Regions from separate parts of the Homo sapiens genome. Here region 2 is linked to region 1. Evidence: read pairs that join two places in POLR2A ChIA-PET (ENCODE). Cell type or tissue: OCI-LY7. All regions are shown on one strand. Each heading gives the region's core, and the rest is flanking DNA. Links, peaks and the distances in the headings are about the cores only.

The links. Peaks named below come from ENCODE experiments on the same cell type or tissue, not always from the same donor. Only the 100,000 strongest peaks of a DNase experiment are listed, where the experiment ranks them.
Region 2: POLR2A ChIA-PET joins it to region 1 with 5 read pairs; 2 of 35 experiments call an interaction of 5 or more read pairs at or near these places.

Annotation. Positions count from the first base shown.
Region 1 is chr13:77,335,361-77,343,150 of GRCh38, reverse strand. No RefSeq gene overlaps it. Among named protein-coding and RNA genes, the nearest start is that of MYCBP2, 12 kb to the right of the region's middle. RefSeq lists an enhancer at 3,661-3,850. In OCI-LY7, for the core only: no CTCF peak of the experiment used is centred there; DNase peaks (open chromatin) are centred at 3,560, 3,850 and 4,110; H3K4me3 peaks cover 2,280 bases; H3K27ac peaks cover 2,625 bases.
Region 2 is chr13:77,085,707-77,093,496 of GRCh38, reverse strand. It overlaps MYCBP2 (MYC binding protein 2), which reads left to right. Exons shown (of 83, transcript NM_015057.5): 59 at 165-332; 60 at 3,234-3,391; 61 at 4,466-4,665; 62 at 5,864-6,013. MYCBP2-AS1 (MYCBP2 antisense RNA 1) reads right to left here. Exons shown (of 4, transcript NR_046716.1): 4 at 5,721-5,945. Among named protein-coding and RNA genes, the nearest start is that of MYCBP2-AS2, 8.4 kb to the right of the region's middle. In OCI-LY7, for the core only: no CTCF peak of the experiment used is centred there; no DNase peak of the experiment used is centred there.

The DNA of each region.
Region 1 (7,790 bases), core at 983-5,982:
AAGTGCTCTCTAGGCAATGGTACTGACTCTGACTAAAATAATTATTTAGATAGTGACTATGGTGGTAGGTAGTGGTAAAGATAGAAATGAACTATAGTCCATGTCTTCAAGAAACATTTAATTGGTGAGGCAAAGAAATGTCAAACTATAACACAAAATAGTAAATGTTGGCCAGGCACCATAGCTCATGCTTGTAATCCCAGCGCTATGGGAGGCTGAGGCAGGGGAATCATTTGAAGCCAGGAGTTTGAGACCAGTCTGGTCAACAAAGTGAGACACCCATCTCAAAAACAAAAAAGGACACAAAAATAGGCTGGCCATGATGGTGTGAGCCTGTAGTCCCAGCTACTCCCAAGGCTGAAGGTGGGAGCACTACTTGAGCCCAGGAGTTTGAGGGTGCAATGAGCTATGATTGTGCCATTGCACCCCAGCCTGGGTGACAGACTGAGACTCTGCCTCAAAAGAAAAAAAAAATGGAAATGTTATGATGGAGACGTCTTCCTGGGACTGTGGTAGCACAGAGAACCAGCTTAGGAAGGGCTGGTCAAGATAAGTTTCCAGGAGGAGTTAATTACTGAGATTAATTTTGAAGTAAATACTTGAGTATCCAAGTGGAGGAGAAGGAACATGGAAAATCAGGCAGAAAAACAACTTATGCAAAAGCACAGTGTGGGGCAGTGGCAGGTATAAAGATGGCAAGGTAGGCTGGGGCCAGAGGCCGATGTGTCTTTTATGCCTTTTTAAGGAGTTTATTAAAGCCTGAAGGCAATTTCGTTGCCAAAGTCAATGTCATATGTCTCCCACATCACTCTCCCAGTCTCCCTTGCAGTTGGCTTGGGGCCTTGTGACTTGTTCTGACCAAGAAACAAGGGTGGAAGTGATGTAAGCCACTTCTAGGCCTGGCTCCCAATAGCATCCCAAGCAATCTTCCAACTCACTCTTCCTCTGCCTCATGTTGGAGGCCATGTATTCCAGATGGCAGAGCTCTAAGAATAAAGAGGACTACCTGACCTGTATGAGACTGGCATGTTCAGGAATTAATCCAGTATTAAGTCACTGAGATTTGGGGGGTATCAATCGGAATTCTTTCAAGAGACAAATTGCCCCAGATAGTTCGAGTAAATAGATTTTAATGAAAGAACTCCTTTCAGAATTGTGGCAGGGTAAGGGAAGAAACATGATAGGTGGGAAGCTGTTATGACCTCTAGATCTGAAGGGGCATAGAGAGGAAGTGGAGTTATGAGAGCCCCAATAGTGGAGCCAAAGAGGAGAAGCTACCCAGAGGAGCTCTAGTCAGAAGCACAGGCCGGGCACAGTGGCTCATGTCTGTGATCCCAGCACTTCGGGAGGCCGAGGTGGGCAGATCATCTGAGGTCAAGAGTTCGAGAGTTCGAGACCAGCCTGGCTAACATGGTGAATAACTGTCTCTACTAAAAATACAAAAATTAGCCAGGCATGGTGGTGGGTGCCTGTAATCCCAGCTACTCGGGAGGCTGAGGCAGGAGAATCACTTGAACCTGGGAGGCAGAGGTTGCAGTGAGTCATGATCAAGCCACTGCACACCAGCCTGGGTGACAGAGTGAGACTCCACCTCAACAAAAAAAAAAAAAAAAAAAAAAAAGCAGCAGCACACAGGCCCTGTCAGAGGCTATGAACCAGGAGGAAGCGAGCTGGAAACAAATACCCTGACCTGCCTCTTCTCCTGCCCTTCCATCTCCTGAAAGGGGCTCCCCATTGGCCAACCCCAATCAGAAGGCAGCCTGGAAGGAGCCCAGGTGGCACAGTGCACAGGGGCCAGCCTCCAGGGGCACAAAGCCGTTCAGTGAAGAGAACAGAATGCCTCTGGGGGGTGAAGAGAATCAGCAGCTCACAGGTTTGGCTGTTGTGGCAAATAGCTCTAATTACCCTGCTTAATACAAATCATGGAGGGATTTTAAGTGAATTTTTAAAAAATAAGATTTATTGAAATATAATGAACATACCAAAAGATTCATCCTTTTAAAGTACAATTGAGTGCTTTCTGTATAGTCACAGTTGTGCAGTCATACACAGCAATTGTAGATTATTTTCATCACCACCCTGCCCCCACCACCAACCTACACACACAAATCTCATACCCATGAAGCAGTCACTCCCCAAACTCTTCTCCATCCCCTCCCCGCCCAGCCACTGGAACCACTAGTCTACACAGTCTGTTTCAGTGGATCTGCTGACTCTGGATGTTTCATATAAGTGGACCCACACAATATGTAGCCTCTTGTGTCTGGCTTCTTTCACTTAGCATTATATTCTTTTTTTCCCTTGGTAAGAAAGACTGTATTCAGCATGATTTCAATAGGTATAGAGACTACTACAACAGAGTCTGCAGTGACTGGGAGAGATTGGCCTCAACCTCAGCAACATATTTTCAAGGTTTATTCATGTTGCAACGTGCATCAGTATTTCATTCTTTTTTATTGCCAAATTACATTTCATTGCATATGGTACAGCTTTAAAAGATCACAATAGTGTGGAGAATAGGTTGGATTGAGCCCAAAATCAGTGGCAGAGGTATGTGTATAATGTGTATAAGTGGAGGAGTGATCATGTTCTCTAAATATATTTCCTCAAATTCTTATCAGACCAGGAAACAAGTTAGCGAAGATAAAGAGCACTCTTCATCTCCCATCCCAAAATCTCCTCCTTTTCCTGGACTCCTCATCTCGATGAAACCATTATCCATCCAGAATCTGGGGTCCTACTAGGAGTCTCCATTTTCCCCACCCACGTTAGATCAGTCACTTTTTTCCTGTGCATGAAACTTCCCAAAGGGCCCTCTTTTCTCTATACCAACTGTTTTCTTTGAGGCCCTCAATGGGGTCATGTTGAACTACAGCAGTAACTGCCTAATTGGTATCCTTTGTTCATGGTGCCCAGCTACATTCTATCATTGGGAGAACAACAATGATAGAATATTGGTAGCGAAATGTAACAACTTATTTTATTGTTGAGTTAGGAAGGAGAAATCAGGCATCAATAGCCTATATCCCCTTCCTCTTTTCATCCAACGAGGAGGTAGGAGCCTTCGAGGAGCAGGCAATTTCCTCCCTGTTGCATAGGGAGAACTGCCCTGCCTGTACTAAAGTGAGTGGATGGATAAAATTGCTAGCATTTGAGGTTTAGAGGAGAGAGCTTTCTTAGCTTTACATTAAGCTCTATCCTCCCACTTAACCGTTATTGTAATAAAAGTGATATCTGCTTCCATTTGCTACAGATGTTTTAACAACTTTTTCAGAATTTGGGGAAGGACTGTAACAAAATATCAAGTTTATTCTCTCAGTAGCCAAATATAAAGGGAATAATGATCAATTGTCTAGTTTTTCATTAATAAAGGGAGAGAACAGGTTTTCAGGAAAGTAGTGTCTTCGTGAGTACTTAATTCTAAAACAAAATCCTAAGGTGAGAAATTTGGGTCATGACACGATGTCATAAATAATGTCATCATTATTTTAAGCAGGTGAAATGACAGATTATGTCCTTTACTCATTATAATTGTCTAGGTTTCAGTTCCCCCAGGAAACTGGCTCTGAAACAAAAACTTGTATGCAGGAAGGTTACTAGCAAGTATACTCAGGAACACAACCTGTAAAGATGTCAGAGAAGCAGAATTAGATAGAGGGAGAAGTGAACTGAGGATCAATTAAAAACAGAGGTATCAGCCAAACTCACAGGGAGTTCTGGAATTGGCCTGGCCCTTGGAGTTGTCTCCACATTAGGGGGACAGGACTAGGTCTTTGTACCACTGCAATGTTAAGTCACTTGAAGCAAACTGCACCTCAGGGAGGTGACATGACCATAAGCCAGGAAGCAGTCGTCAGCTGAGGACAAGTCTCAGCAAAGGGCTCAGCTGTGAGCTGTCGGCAGCCAACACTTCTGACAGCTGGGAAATAAGGGACTCGCTCCCAAGAGAGCAATCCGGGCAATACACTGCGAAATCCATTACAGTCCATCCCCAGCATTGCTCAGACCCACTTGCTTCTCTAGAGAGTTCATCCTATGTCCAGGACTGTGGGTAGTTGTTTGTTTTTTCCTGTTGAAACCTAAAAGAGGAAGACACATGGTATGAACTGGAGCCCTTGTTGCTGTAGCTGGTTTCAGTGCTACAACTGAAACTCATAATGCCTTTCTTCCACATGCGTCCTAGATTGATTTCTCCTTCAGCTAGAACCCCTGCTAGTCTAGAGAGCCTATGAACAGAATTACCCACACTCTCATCTCAGAAATCTGAGCCGCTGGTCACCATGCCCTTCTCAGACCATGGTGACTGTACTTGTTCATTTAATGTCAAAATTAAGTAAGGAGTATCAAGAGACACAGTCATGGATCACCTAAGTGCTAGACATATTCTTCTCTGTGGCCATATGTAATGGCAGCCCTATCTACTCCTGCTAATAGAGGTCACTTATACCTGCCAGTGTAGGACTCCTTTCTTTATCTGCTGGTCTCTTGGACTGAAGGGCCTGAAGCGACTGAAAGCAACCATAACTTAAAGTCCAATGGGGTTCTTACTAGGTCCTCTGGTGGAAGTGTTACACCTTTTGGAACCGGGAGCCTGAGCAGAACAGAAACCACAAATTCTCTAAGAGGTCACTGAAAGTAGAGCTACTACCACTTCCACTCTGGACTCCTGAACTCATATATTCTATCAGAAACACAGCATCACAGAATAGGTGTTCACTTAAAGTCTACTATGTGTAGCTGTGCCTCAATGAGACCTTCAAAAGACCACAGCACTATTCCATCAACAGCAGGTTCTGGGTGGCATTTTAGGTAATAGGATAAGTGGATCCAATGGACATTTTATCAGTCTCCTATTGCCACTGCGACACATTTACTGGATTAAAACAAACTATCTTGTATTTCTGGTGGTCAGAAGTCCTAAAATCAAGATGTAAATAAGGCTACATTTCCTTCACGGGTTCTAGGGGAGAATTTTTTTCCTGATCTCTTCCAGCTTCTAGAGGCCACCTGCATTTCTTGGCTCCTGGCCCTTCCTCCACCTTTAAAGCCAGCAGCGTAGCACCTTCAGATCTTTCTCTTTCTCTTGCACCTCCACTCCATCACGGCATCTTCTTCTCTGACTCCGCTTCTGTAGTCACATCACTTTCTCTCACTCTCACCCGCCTGCCTCCCTCTTATCAGAACTCTTGTGATTATATGGGCCCACCTGGATAAGCCAGGATAATCTCTCCATCCGAAGATGATGCTTAACTTAATCACATCTGCAGAGACCCTTTTGCCACGTAAAGGTACATATTTACACGTTCTGAGGATTATAACATGGACATCTTGGGACGGGGGGCATTATTCAGCCCACCACAGACATGTATCTACTGTCACACATCAGATACCATAAGGTAAGTGGGCTTCTTGGTCTGAGACAATGCTTTTCAGGATCCCATATCTATGTGAGTCTTCAGATAATGGTGCTGGCCAATGAAAGTCCTGTGGCCAAAGAAGGCAAACCTATATCAGAATAGGTACTAATCTCAGTCAAGTTAAATCACTGACCCTTCCAAGGTGGAACGTAATCAACTATCCAGCCAGTGCCTGGCTGGTCTCCTTGAGGGATCATGCTGTCTTAAGGGCTTAATGTTAGTCTCTTTTGCTGGCAGTTTGTGCATTTGGCAGTAGCAGTAGCTAGATCAGCATTGCTCAGTGACAGTCCTTGCTGCAAGTTCCATGCATAACCTCCGTCCTTGCCACCCTATAGAGCCTCCATCTCTGCACCAGAGCTACTCCATCCATGTGCCTTTTGTGCCACCATCAGGTGGACAAAAACAGAGAGTAACTTCAACTGGTGGAATCGTCCTGTCTATGTGATTGTTCACTGACTCTTCCAGGTGAGATGCGATCTGAGAGGCATCATCATGAGACTGATTCAAAGATATTCATGCTTTGTGCTCACTCCAACAAGTCCACTCACCTACCTCTTTTACAGACCTTCTTCTTCCCAATCTTCTAACTTTCAGTCCCTCAACCAAAGAGCCAAGACATCTGCCACTACCACGAGTATTACATATTCTTACTTCAGACTACTTCTCTTATGTGTAAAATGAATGAGAATGTATACTGCATAAAGTCTGAACCATTGAGAGGATTTTGCCTGATCACTATCTAGTGATCCTGCACTGTCAGGATCACAGTGCAACAGCTGTCCATTTTCAGCCTGCTTCCACTTCCCAAGCCAGCCAACGCATGAAACAAGCTCAACTTTTTCCCTCCCCTACCCAAACAGCCATATATTTGAGCTTAGAGACAGGCACCAGTGCAACAGTGGGGGACAATATAGGCGTCTGGCCTCATCCTCATGCAGCTTACTTGTGCTATGGCCAGCCCATACCCAGTTCTGGGTATATCACCTCCACTTTATCATAGGTAGACATTGGGCCCACTGGACCTTATGAGTTGGTGGTCTGACAAAACGCAGCTCCCAGTGGGTGGTCCTAGCCACTTGACATATCTTGTGATCACCTGACATCTCAAGGGGAGATATTCTGTCTCTCTCAGAGCTCAAATAGTATGCCAAGAGCCATTTTTCAAACAGTGCATAATGTTTTTGCTAAAGATCACATGGTTTTGCTCCAGAGTCCTTAAGCTCTTCTTTGTGATTTTCCCACTGAAACTTCCCATTAATTCCAAAGCATCTTTTCCTGTCACTGACATCTGTAATTTCATAGGTTCTGTAACGTCGTATGGCCCAAGGAGCAGAAGTGCTTTTCACACAGCCTAGAAATGATGCAGAATTTTTTTTCTGTTCTGGGCTTCACTTAAAGCTGTCAGTCATCTGTGTCATTCAAGAAATGCCTCAAAGCAATATTTTCAAGTAAATATTGTGCCTTCAGAAAATAAAGAAAAAAGATAGGAAGAACAAGATGAGATAATTTACCCTTTAACTTGTAGGAGGTATCTGGCATGCCTCAGACATCTATGCACTCAACAAGGGGAATCTAATTCCACTAACTTTATAACTAACACCTTCCTTGAACCTCTCAAAACTTGAGCTACTGCACCTGCAGGCGCATTCACATCCACAGGTCTCCCAGCCTAGCCATCTCCAGTGAAAGTTTCAGCAATTGCACAGCTACACTTACCACATGTCAGGGCTATCAATGCTCCATATTCTATCCATCCATCATCAGTGATAGCCTATTAGTTTTCTATTGCTGCATAACAATATTACCACAAACTTAAAATGACACTGTCTTCTAGTTGCTGTGTATCAGGAGTCTGGGCATGACTTATCACTGTCCTCTGCAAGGCTCTAATCAAGATGTCAGCTGGGGATGCAGTTCATCTGAGGCTCAACTGGAAAGGAACCACATCCAAACTCATATGGTATTTGTCAGAATTCAATTCCTTGCAGGCTGCCAGGCTGAGGACTCAGTTCCTCTTTGGCTGTTGGTCAGAAGCTACCATTAACCCCTTTATCATATGAACCTCTCTGTGTGATGGCTTACAAAATGCCAACTTGCTTCTTCAAAGCCACTAAGGGAGAGATGGTCCCAGCAACATAGTTACAGTAGTATGCAACTCAATTACATAAATATAATCAAGTACATCCTGTCACTTTTGCCATATTCTATTGTTTAGGAGGAATTTGCAGGTCCTACCCACACACAAGAGGAAAAGTTTATACAAAAACAGAGATATTAGGATATAGAGATCATGACGAGGTCACCTTAGAAACTGTCCATTACAGGGGGCCCTCACTGCCACCTAACCAGTGGATAATCCAGCTCCAAAATTCC
Region 2 (7,790 bases), core at 1,440-6,439, 250 kb after region 1:
ATTATCAGACTTTTATTTTCACCTACCTACATCTACGATTATTTTAATGCTTTGCCTTTAACTATGATTTACATGTGCTGCTTTTCCTGTTATGAAAGAGATTAAAAATGGAGAGGATCTGTATTGCCATCATGCTTTAAGTTATTGGGTTTGATTTAATGCAGGCATCATCATGAAAATTTTGTGGGCTATCAAGATGACAATCTATTCCAGGATGAAATGAGATATCTACGTTCAACATCTGTACCTGCCCCGTATATATCAGTAACTCCTGATGCAAGTCCTAATGTATTTGAAGAGCCAGAGAGCAATATGAAGTCTATGCCACCAAGGTATTTTAGTTCTCTCCTGTCTGTTGAATAGCTAGTGTTTGGTGGAAGAAAGACTTTGAACTAGAAAAGAGTCCTGTAGAAGTTCTTTAATACATCTGTGAGCCAGTTTTGCTAACTGCTGGAGCAGTAAGAAAAAGCATACATGTATGACTAAGGTAAGGTCCTTGATGGGAGAGGCAGACTAGTTGGAGAGAAGAGATCAACTAGTGAAGGAATTAAAGATTACATTATATGACATTACTTAATGCTGTAGTAAATCAGAGTAGGGAAGGGTTACTTTGAGTTTTCATGGGAGCAGTGGCATTGAAAATAAATCTTAAACTTCTTGGATTATTGTTTACAGTGCCTCCTAACTTAGGTATGGTAGTATCAGAGTAAAGAGCTTCTCGGAAAGCTGAATAGAAACTTGTTACAATAATGTAATACACAAGAAAATAGAGGCCAGGCGCTGTGGCTCACACCTGTAATCCCAGCACTTTGGGAGGCCAAGGCGGGTGGATCACCTGAGGTCAGGAGTTTGAGACCAGCCTGACCAACATGGTGAAACCCTGTCTTTACTAAAAATACAAAAAATTAGCCGAGCATGGTGACACACACCTGTAATCCCAGCTACTCGGGAGGCTGAGGCAGGAGAATTACTTGAACCTGGGAGGCAGAGGTTGCAGTGAGCTGAGATTGCACCACTGAACTCCAGCTTGAGGAAAAAAAAAAATAGAGTACCACTGAAACTTTTTTAGAGGACGAATGATGTGATAAAAATGCAAAGGTAGTCTCACAGTGACAATTGAGAAGCTGACATATGGATTAAAGAGATATATTTTGTAGGAAAAATAAGTGTGACTTGTTGACTAACTGGATAATGAAAAAGATAAGTTTAAGATGACATGAAGATTTCAGTCACGAATAACTGTGAACATGGTATCATTGGAAAGGAAGACATTTGCTGAATGAAAAGAGAATGTGCTTATTAAAAGAGCATGCCACTGTGTTACTACTATACAACTATAATTATAAACTAATATAATAAATACTTTAATGAGCGCAATGGGACATATATATCCAAATGAGGTTTTTTTTTTTTTTCATTAAAAATACATGCAACTTCTCCCCTCCCCAACTGTGTGGATTACTCGTCAGAATTTCTTTGAAGCTGCTCTTGACATTTTCTCCAGAGTGCAGTGCAACCTTTTATATCTTTAAAAGTGATAAAGTATTTCTAAAGGAGATACACTTTTTAAAAGAGTTAGAAACTGTTTTGAGGCTAGTCTGACAAGTGTGATTCTCATTGGGTTACTATTACCCCTTAGGATCAAAATCCAGGAGGCTGAGGCAAGAGGATGGCTTCAGCCTAGGATTTTGAGGTTACAGTGAGCTACGATTGTGTCACTGCACTTCAGCCTAGGTGACAGAGCAAGACCCCTTCTATTTAAAAAAAAAAAGTTGATGAATAAATGAATTCATTAAATCAGTGGTTCTCAATTGAGGGTGATATTTGCCTCTCTGTTGACATCTGGAAATATTTGGAAATAACTTTGTCACAACTGGGCTAGTTGAGTGGGCATCCTAGTGAGTTGAGGCCAGGGATGTTGCTAACCATCCTACAGGAGGCAAGACAGCCTAACAAGGAATTACCTGGCTCAGGGTAGCCATTCAATTAAAGATGTCATCTTTGCTTTCTTCTTTGGATTTTCTTGTGTTGCTTGAATTCTTTCACAAGCAATTTTTTTTTTTTTTTGGTAAAAAGTCACTTTTTAAATTTGTGTAATTTTTTTTAAGTTAGTAGAAAACTTCCTCTGAAAACAGAACAAATGTCTGTGCTTTATAGTAACACCATATATAAAGTGAATTAAGTTAATGTTTCCCTGTATTCTAGTCATTCTGGAACCAAGCAACCTATACTAACACCCAGGGACATTTACTGCCAATCAGTTATGTACAGTATTTATAGTCTATTCAAACAAGAATGTACATAAGCTTAGAGAAGTGGTGAGTAAAGAAAACACCTAGGCAGTTAGCCGTCTATTAGAAAATAGATAATTTTACCAAGGGACACAGGATTTCAAACCTGGCTTGAATGATGGAAAAAACTCCAGAACCAACGGTGAGCAAAAATATTCCAATTTGAATTCAGGTGACAGAAAAAGGAGCTCACGAAAAGAATAGTTTCTAAATTTGTTTTAGAGAAATAAGAAAGAGAAGGGATTTCTCTTTTTTTATAAAATGTGTCAATAAAGGAAATTGTATAGCTCTCTTAATAACTTTGTAAGTATTTTTAAATGTTGCTTTAATAAATAGAAAAGCTGTTAGTTTACTTAAGCCTGAATAAAACCATTAAGTTCTTTTATAGAGTGTAAATACAACACTGGTGCCAAAAATCAGTTTGTTACCTCTCATGACACCTTGATGCAGCCATCCTCCAAGGGCTTTGGGCAACATTTCCCAAGAGTGAGAAACCTCACAGAACACTGAAGACACCAAAAGAAAACTTTGGAACCAAATTTTGCTTCCTGTTTTATTAGGTTTTCATGTGTACATATCCATTTTCTTTCTATTTGGTGCACTTACGATTATATCTGACTGTTTTTCCTGAATATTATGATACATGAATTCCACCCCAGTGCTTTTGATTCTAAAAGGAGCTTGGAAACCTTTCTTCTTTTTCATTTAAAATACAAAGTAGATTTAAGAAAACCATAAGTTTTAAGGTACAATGCTGAAATCAGTCAAAATGTTACTGCATTTGAAAAGATCAAATTATGATTTAAAGAGAGATTATCAATTTGGCTTTGATTTTGTTTCTCCACATGAAATATTGAGTCACATATTTTGCATCATTATAAGTATAGTTACATTTCATTCAGCTCTTCTGAGTTTGTATCTGTTGCATTGTTCCATGTACAGTTTAGAAACCAGTCCCATAACTGATACTGATCTTGCAAAGAGAACTGTCTTCCAAAGATCATACTCAGTTGTTGCTTCCGAATATGATAAACAACACTCCATTTTACCTGCACGAGTTAAAGCTATTCCTAGAAGAAGAGTTAACAGTGGAGACACTGGTAAGTATGAGGATAAAAAAGAATATTGAGTGATCTGACTACTACAAATAAAAAAATTGTTTTATTTGCATATAATTTTTAAAATTTAATTTTTGAAGGAAAAGGCATGGGATAATTTCTAATGTGTGATTGACATTCCTTCTATATGACATAGCTATAAATGTGCATCTCTAAATTTTGCATCTTAGTTGAAGGGAAATCTGGAGATCATTCAGTGATTGTTCGAGAATAAATTGACCTTTACAATCTTACTTGTTAGGTATCTAAGCCAAATGTTACAACCATTATCCCTTCCACTAAACTTTTGTGGACCAGGAGTTCCAATGACGTACACATTCACAGTTATCTCTCCACCCCAACTGAAGCTTGATAACTCTTGGAGCTGCCATCATTCTAAGTAGATAATAAAACTTTGGGGATATAAATAGCCCTTAATCGATTTAAAAAAAAAAAAAAAACAGTTACATGATCTGGACCAGTTGGTATCAACAGCCCCAAATTGGAGCTGGGGATTCTACCTCAAGAATAATTTTAAAAACCCAAGAAGAACAGGGTAATATAGTGATCAATTATCAGAGAGATCACTTGCTAAAATGAAGATTTGGCCTAAAAATTATAGTCAGATGATTAAGTTATCTTACTGAAGACTTTTAAGAAAAACATTATTGAAGATTGTCCAGCAATTTATAGGTTCATTCAACAAATATTTTTGACCTCCTGTTAAGAAATGTTTCTTATAAAGCCATCTTTTAGAAAATGATGCAGATGAGATGTAGATTTCATTTAGAGAAAATATAAATCACTTAGCTTTTAGAGTGTTTTAGAAAAGGTGAACTTTAGATTCAGCTCTGATTCAAAACCCACCTCTACAACTTAATAGCTATATGACTTTCAGAGAGTAACATATTTAATCTTTCTGAACCTTGGTTTCCTCAGTAAAAGTTGAAATTGTTATGATTTGTGTCATGTTCAAAAAACCAATGACAAAGGCTTTAAGTGAATATATTAGATATTATTATCTTAAATATATATGCACTGCCTATGAAAATTAATAATTTTCTTTTTCTTTAATAGAAGTTGGTTCTTCCCTTTTGAGACATCCGTCTCCTGAGCTTTCTCGGCTAATCTCAGCCCACAGCTCTCTTTCTAAAGGAGAACGAAATTTCCAGTGGCCAGTTTTAGCTTTTGTTATACAACATCATGATCTAGAAGGTCTTGAAATAGCAATGAAACAGGCCCTAAGGAAATCTGCTTGTCGAGTTTTTGCTATGGAGGTATGAAGACATTAATGAAATTACTGATTCATTGATTATACAAATCATGTGATGATTCTATTTCACGATGCCACTTTTTTACCAACAGAAATTGTGTGAAATTAAAAGGCATTAGCCAATTAAAAGTATTAAGTGTTCCTATAAAAATCAGACTCTAAAGTTTATGAATATAAATGAATTTAGAATTTCATATTTAAGCACCCTAAAGAAATTTATTTCTGTATTGCTTTACTATTTGAATCTTGAGATTATCTTTTTTTTAAAAGCTTTTTATACTCAGAATGTCATTTTATTAGAATGAAATGACAGAGTAATCATGGAAAGAAGATAAGGAGTAGGGCTTTTGAGTGGTAAGTTGACCAGTAATAACTTCTCTGGGCCTTTGGTCTCTGGAAATAATAGGATTACTGTATATTACAGGCCTATATATAGTAAATCTGTGTTTTTATCAAATGTGATAAATAACCTACCACTTCATGGATGGGAATTATATGAATATATTTAAGTAAATGGTTGCTTGCCTAGAGCTTGAGATACACTTTGTGTTCATCCAGATGCAAGTTGGAAAAAATGTGCTTGAATAAATTAATATTAAAATGAATTTTCAAAGTAAAATGTGATTTGAAAAAATATTTTGGTATTGTATCTTATAAATTATTTTTCCTGTTTTTTTTAAATTAAAACCCCAAATTATTAACTGTTTCAAGTTCCGTGTGCTTTCAGTGAAATAAAGGTCAGATTTTCAAGGTGCCAAGCATAGTAGCCCATGCTTGTAATCCTAGCACTTTGGGAGGCGGAGGAGGGAGGATCACTTGAGCGCAAGAGTTTGAGACCAGCGTGGGCAACATGTGAGACCTCATTTCTACAAAAAAAAAGTTTTAAAATCAGCTGGGTGTGGTGGTACACACCTGTAGTCCCAGCTACTTGGGAGGCTGAGGTGGGAGGATCATTTGTGCCTGGGTGCTTGAGGCTGCAGTGAGCCATGATCACACCACTGTACTCCAACCTGGGTGACAGAGCGAGACACTGTCTCTTAAAAAGAAAAACAAATAGTAAAACTATAAGGCATTTTTTTTAATTAAAAAAGATTTTCTAGTATCTTTCTTTGAAGTCTTAATCCATGGAGGTACTTTATTTCTGAGTACTTTTTAAACTCATGTATTTTATTCTTGAACTCATTTAACCGTCATTTCTTCAGGCTTTCAACTGGCTTCTGTGTAATGTCATCCAAACCACTTCTCTCCATGATATTCTGTGGCATTTTGTGGCATCACTGACTCCTGCACCAGTGGAACCAGAGGAAGAAGAGGATGAAGAAAATAAAACAAGCAAAGAAAATTCAGAACAAGTAAATGAAATTTTTGTTTTGATTGTGCATATTTTTATAGAAACTGGTAGTATACCTTCAAATAGTCCAATAATTTGCATGAAATCATTCGCAGATCTAACTTGAAAGCAAAAAGAATATTTTAGTGCTATGGGCAAAGTATTAATAATGAGACCTGGATTTTATAGAAGGCAGCCTGTATAATGGAGAGAGCATTGAATTAGGGCACTAGGAGCCTGAGTTCAGCCTCATTTCTACCCTATTGTAGTTGTATGACTTGTAGGCCTCGGTTTCCATGTCTGTAAAATGAAAGTAATCTAGGTGACATTTATCTTATTCCCAGTCACTCTGAAATTATGTGAATGGCATTTTAGGTTAATTTCCAAGGATATCAAGCAACATTATCATAGTCAAATTCTTAAAACTCACAAACAAGACACCATGAGCAAGAACTAACAAAAACAATAGACAGTAGAAATAGACCCTCAACAATGGTTGTAATTATCTATGTAAATGTAGAATAATGTGTTAATATGCTTAAAGAAATAAAAGAGAAACTTTAAAATATGAGAAGAAATTGTAAGAAGAAATATGAAGTGATGAATTTGATAAAGAACTAAAGAAAACATAAATACTAATCTAAGTATAATTGATATTTTTAGTTTTGAGATTTTATAGCATGTCAGTGAAAAAATTGGCTAAATATAAGAGAATGATGGATTCGATAAAGAACTAAAGAAAATACGTAAAAATTAATCTAAGTATAATTGATATTTAAAAAACAATCAGTTGGACATTTTATAGCATGTCAGCAAACAAATTGGTTAAATATAAGAGACCTGTAGAAATTATCTAGACTTCAACACAGAAAAAGTAAATAAAAAATACAAGTTGCTAAGAGCAATGAAGGGCAAAATGATGTACAACTTACCTACTTGGAGTTTCAGAAGGAGAAGACAGAATGGAAGAGAGACAGTGTTTAAGAGTTAATACTTGAGAATTTCCCAGAATTGATTACAGATAACAACCCATTGAGTCAAGAAGCCCAGTAAACCCCAAGCAGAATAAATACAAATCATGGTGGACAAATTATAGTGAATCACCTGAACACCAAAAACAAAGAAAGAGATCTTTTAAGCAGCCACAGAAAAAAATATTAGCTTTCAAAAGAGGGACAGTGAGAATAATTGCTTAATTTTTGGTAGCAACATTACAAGTTAAAATACTGAGTTTGTTTAAAAGGCTGTCAGTTGGTTTTTTTCAACGTGCTGAAAGAAAATACTTGTTAACCCAGTTGAAGGGTCTTTGAAGAACAAGACCAAAGACATTTCCAGAATAAAAACTGGGAGAAATGGCCATGGAGTATCAATGAAGAGAAAAGAAAGTGTAAATATGAGGGCATATCTTAAAAAACATTGACTATGTAAAAAGTAATGATATGTCATGGTGATGTACAAAATGATAAAAGATCAATCCTGGATATGTATCTACCTAATACTGTAACCTTAAAAAAAGTAACAATTGACAGACTGCAAGGAAAAATAGGACAGTCTACAGTTACAATGTGAGATTGTCATATACCTGTAACAGCTATCTGTTCCTGCATAACTACCCCAGAACTCACTGGACTAAAACAGTTGTTTATTTGCTGACAGTCTGTGGGTTGGCAATTGCAGCAAGGCTCCACTGAGAGGAATGACTCTTTCCTGTTTTGGTTACATAGTGTGCTTCAAGTGGTACCCCCTGAGCTCTTTTATCCTCCAGAATGCTGGCCTAGGTTTGTTCAGATGCCAGAAGC